2 separate regions of the Homo sapiens genome follow, and region 2 is linked to region 1. Evidence: read pairs that join two places in POLR2A ChIA-PET (ENCODE). Cell type or tissue: PC-3. All regions are shown on one strand. Region 1 has its middle 5.9 kb from the start of GLIS1. Region 2 holds the start of MAGOH (mago homolog, exon junction complex subunit).

The links. Peaks named below come from ENCODE experiments on the same cell type or tissue, not always from the same donor. Only the 100,000 strongest peaks of a DNase experiment are listed, where the experiment ranks them.
Region 2: POLR2A ChIA-PET joins it to region 1 with 12 read pairs; 2 of 35 experiments call an interaction of 5 or more read pairs at or near these places.

Annotation. Positions count from the first base shown.
Region 1 is chr1:53,743,785-53,746,284 of GRCh38, forward strand. No RefSeq gene overlaps it. Among named protein-coding and RNA genes, the nearest start is that of GLIS1, 5.9 kb to the left of the region's middle. In PC-3, no CTCF peak of the experiment used is centred here; no DNase peak of the experiment used is centred here.
Region 2 is chr1:53,237,158-53,239,657 of GRCh38, forward strand. It overlaps MAGOH (mago homolog, exon junction complex subunit), which reads right to left and starts at 1,361. Exons shown (of 5, transcript NM_002370.4): 1 at 1,204-1,361. The coding sequence starts at 1,291. It overlaps MAGOH-DT (MAGOH divergent transcript), which reads left to right and starts at 1,453. Exons shown (of 3, transcript NR_038953.1): 1 at 1,453-2,188. RefSeq lists enhancers at 1,014-1,655, 1,143-1,202, 1,243-1,372. In PC-3, no CTCF peak of the experiment used is centred here; a DNase peak (open chromatin) is centred at 1,444; H3K4me3 peaks cover 2,222 bases; H3K27ac peaks cover 1,610 bases.

The DNA.
Region 1 (2,500 bases):
ACAATGGACCAATGACCTAAATGTAAGAGCTAAAACCATGAAATGCTTAGAAGAAAACACAGAGGTACACACCTTTTTAAAAAATAATTTTTAGGAGTAAATCTTCTTGATCTTGGATTTGGCAGTGGATTTTTTTTTTTTTTTTTTTTGACAGAGTCTCACTCTGCTACAACACAATGGTGCAATCTGGGCTCACTGCAGTCTCAACCTCCTGAGTTCAAGGGATCCTCCCACCTCAGCCTCTCAAGTAGGTGGGACCACACACTCTCAAGTAGGTGGGACAACAGGTGTGTGCAACCATGCTCAGCTAAGTTTTTAAATTTTTTGTAGAGACAAAGTCTCACTATATTGCCCAGGCTGGTCATATATCCTGGGCTCAAGTGATCTTCCCATCTTGGCCTCTCAAAGTGCTGGGATTACAGTCATGAGCCACCACACCAGTCTGGATCTTTGATACAATACCAAAAACATGAGCAATAAAATAAAAAATAAATTAGGCTTCATCAAAATTTAAAACTTTTGTACACCAAAGAACATTATCAAAATACTGAAGAGACAACCTACAGAACGGGAGAAAATATAGGCAAATCATATATCTGATAAGGGTCTAGCCTCCAGAATATACAAAGAACTCACACGACTCAAAAACAAAAACACAACCCAACGAAAAAATAGGCACAGGAGTTGAATAGACATTTCTTCAAAGAAGATATACAAGTGGCCAAGCACATGAAAAGATGCTCAACATTATTAGCCATTAGGAAAATGCAAATCATAACCAGAATGAGCTACTAGAGAAGCTGAGGTAGGAAGATTGCTTGAGGCCAGGAGTTCGAGACTGCAGTGCTGATGATCACGTCTGTGAATAGCCACTGCACTCTAGCCTGGGCAACATAGTGAGACCCTATCTCCAAAAATTTTTTTAAATTTTTTAAATAAATAAAAACAAAACACAATAAAATATCACTTCACATCCAATAGGATGATATAACTGAATAAAAGGAATGTCTCAAGTTGAATGATGAGGAATCATAAAAAAAAATGAGTGTTGGTGAGGATGTGGAGAAATAGGAACCCTCAAACATTGCTGGTGGAAATGTAAAATGGTTCAGCCACTTTGTATTTTTTAGTAGAGATGGGGTTTCACCATGTTGGCCCTGCTGGTTTCAAACTCCTGAACTCAGGTGATCCACCCCCTCGGCCTCCCAAAGTGCTGGGATTACAGGTATGAGGCACCACGCCTGTCTGATTCAGTCGCTTTGGAAAACAGTTTGGCAATTCCTCAAAAAGTTAAAGATAAAAGTATAATATGACCCGGCAATTCCGCTCCTAGATATATAAAACTGAAAACAGGGAGTCAAACAAATACATGTACATGCATGTACACAGCAGCTCTATTTGCAATAGCCAAAAGGTGGAAACCCAAATGTTCATCAACAGATGAATAGGCAAATAAATTGTGGTTATACATACAGTGGAATAGTATTCAGCCATAAAAAGGAATGAAGTAGGCTAGGCACAGTGGCTCACGCCTGTAATCCCAGCACTTTGGGAGGCTGAGGTGGGTGGATCACCTGAGATCAGGAGTTCAAGAGCAGTCTGGCCAACATAGCGAAACCCCGTCTCTACTAAAAATACAAAAATTAGCTGGGCGTGGTGGCGGGTGCCTGTAATCTCAGCTACTCAGGAAGCGGAGGCAGGAGAATTGCTTGAACCCCGGAGGCGAAGGTTGCAGTGAGCTGATATAGTGCCACTGCACTCCAGCCTGGGTGACAGAGCGAGACTCCATCTCAAAAAAAAAAAAAAAAAAAAAAAAAAGGAATGAAATACTGATAGATGCTGCAGTGTGGATAAACCTCAAAAACATGGTAAGTGAAATAAGCTAGACACACAAAGGTCACATATTGTATGATTCCATTTATATGAAATATCCAGAATCCACAGAGACAGAAAACAGGTTGGTGGTTGCAAGGGCCTGGGGGAAGGGTCAATGTATCTGCTCAATGGGTATGGTTTGCCTTTTGGAGTAAGACAGATTTGGGGGAACTTGATAGAGGTGATGGTTGTGCAACATTGTGAATACATTAAATGCTACTCAAGTGTTCATTTTTATTTTATTATTTTATTTTATTTTATTTTATTTTATTTTATTTTATTTTTTAGAGATGGGGTCTCAGTATGTTGCCCAGGCTTGTCTTGAACTCCTGAGTTCAAGCAATCCTCCTGCCTCAGCCTCCCAAAGTGCCAGGATTACACGCATGAGCCACTACACCTGGCCTAATTGTTCACTTTTAAATGGTTAATTTTATGTTATATGAACTTTACTGCAACTACAAAACAATTAACTTAATGAAAATAAAAAAGAGTATCTGCCTGAGCCCAGAGCTAGGCTTCCTTCACTGCACTTTGTGGGCATTCACTGAGGACAGCCCATAGAATGGCATCTATAATGGTTGTGACTCTGGTGCTATCAAGCTGAGGGATGGCAAGTCACCACACT
Region 2 (2,500 bases), 510 kb before region 1:
AGGCTGGTCTTGAACTCCTGACCTCAAGTGATCCGCATACCTCGGCCTCCCAAAGGGCTGAGATTACAGGCTTGAGCCACCGCGCCCGGCCCCCAACATCTTTCGTGTCTTGACAACTGCAACAGTCTCCTAATCAATAGCCCTGTTTCCACTCTTGCCCATTCCGCACCCAATAACCAGAATGCTTTTTCAAGAAGAGATCACATTTCTTCTCTGCTTAAAACCTTCCAAGCCCGGCCGGGCGCGGTGGCTCACACCTGTAATCCCAGCACTTTGGGACGCCGAGGCGGGCGTATCACCTGAGGTCAGGAGTTCGAGACCAGCCTGGCCAACATGGTGAAACTCCGTCTCTACTAAAAATACAAAATTAGCCGGGCGTGGTGGTGGGCGCCTATAATTCCAGCTACTCGGGAGGCTGAGGCAGGAGAATCACTTGAACCCGGGAGGCGGAGGTTGCAATAAGCCGAGATCGCGCCATTGCACTCCAGCCTGGGCAAAAAGAGCGAAAGCCGTCTCAAAAAAAAAAAAAAAAAAAAGGCCTTCCAAGTCCAAACTTTTTACCGTGGTCTATAAAGACCTAAGAGGTGCCGCTCCTACCTACCTATCCGACATCATCTCCTGCTATCTCCCAGCTCACCACTCTTCAACCACACTGACCACCTGAGACACGCCTAGCTCATTCCCGCCCTGCAGCCTTGACATCTGGTATTCCCTTTGTGTAGAATGGTCTTCCTTATGAGCTTCACAAGGCTGAGCCCTTCTTGTTAATTAGGACTCGGCTGCAATATACCCTTTACAGAGAGCTCTCTAATGGCCAACCTATCTAAAAGCAGCCCATCCAGCAATTATTCTACCATGTTATTTTTTGACCACTCACTGCTATCTGGAATCATCTTTTTGTTTATGATCTCTCTCCCGGCAGTAAAACACAAGTTCCACGAGAGGGGAAGTTTGTCTACCTTCGCTGCCGTATTCCCAAAGAGTGGAACAGAGCCTGGCACACAGTGGGCGTTCAGTCAACGTTTGCTGAATGGATAGAAAGACCCCGTGGAGCAGACACAGTGGCGTTCCTTTAAGATCTGCACTGCACAGGTCTCAGTCCCTCCCTCCTCTAGTTCCCCACAGATTTCCGACCCTCGGCCTCCCCACTCGCCGGCCCCCAGGCCTGGTCCCCGCTCCCGGCGGGCGGCAGGCTGCTTTTACCGTCCGGTCGAAACTCAAACTCCAGGAACTCGTGGCCGAACTTGCCCTTGTGCCCCACGTAGTAACGCAGATAAAAGTCACTCTCCATGGCTCCCAAAAGACAACCGAGCCTGAACTTCCAAGAGCAAGCCGCACTGCCGCCGTCTGCGCCCGACACTGACGTTTGCGGCGGCGCGCGGAAGTGACGTCAGGTCCCGTCGTCGCTGCGTGGAGGGGTTCCTTCTCGCTAACCTCTTCGCCCGGAAGTGGCAACAAGACTGCAACATCCCCTCACGCCTAGTCTGTAAAGAACTTTGTTTAACCCGGAGGCGGGGCCAGCCAGCTCCGCCCCTCCAGCTGGACGCGGGAGCGAGGTTGAGGTTCATACCCCTGGGTTCTCTCCAGGCCTGAGGCGGAGAGCCAGCCGCCTGCCTACCTCTGGGCTTTGAACCCCGGGTCTGGTGACTTCGCTTAAAGACCTCGGGCCGAAGGCCCGCCAGGCTCAACCTCGGTTCACAGGACCCCCGACTTGTGTGAGTCGTACACCGCTCTTTACCGTCTCTGGACCTAGGTCATCTCGGCAGTAAAATGGGGTGAAATGACCCGACCTCCCCGGAGGATGCCGCGCACGATGTGTGCCTCAAGTTGGCTTCCACTGACCTGAACTGTTAAGAAAGCCCTCCTCAGTGACGCCTTCCCTGAATCCACAGTGGAGATTGCCGTTTTCCTGGAACTAATTCACCCACACTTACCCATTTCATCCCTTTCCACCTTTTATTTCTACCTTTCTGCCCCACTGATCTCTAGAATAGGTGCTGGGAGACGTTAGAGTATTTGATCTCCCACTCCCCAGTCATCCCACTTACCGAGCAGTAATTCTCTGCCTGGCTGCACATTGCAATCACTTGGGAAGCCTCTAAAAATACTGATGCCAGGGCTCTACCCCAAGCCAGTTAAAATCTCCAGCGCTGGACCTGGGCATTGGTACTTTTTGTAAAGCTTTCAGGTGAGTCAGAGTTGAGGACCACTGACCAAAGAGGTCCTTTCTTTTCAGGGTAAAGTTGTCCTCTGTGAAGCCTTTCTGGCTCTGGAAAAAATTTACAGTTGAGTAGGCCCAGGGCAATCAAGATCATAATTATGTAATAGGAACCTGCTTTCACTCATCTAAGTTCCAGGCTTAGAAAGAATGAATGGTTCTAGAGACAGTGCCGAGATGACATCATTCTTGGGTCCTGGCGGCTAGAACTGTATACGATTCTGTAAGTTGGGACAGCAGTCTCTGATTCCTATTCCCAGTCTTTTCTTTTTGAGACGGAGT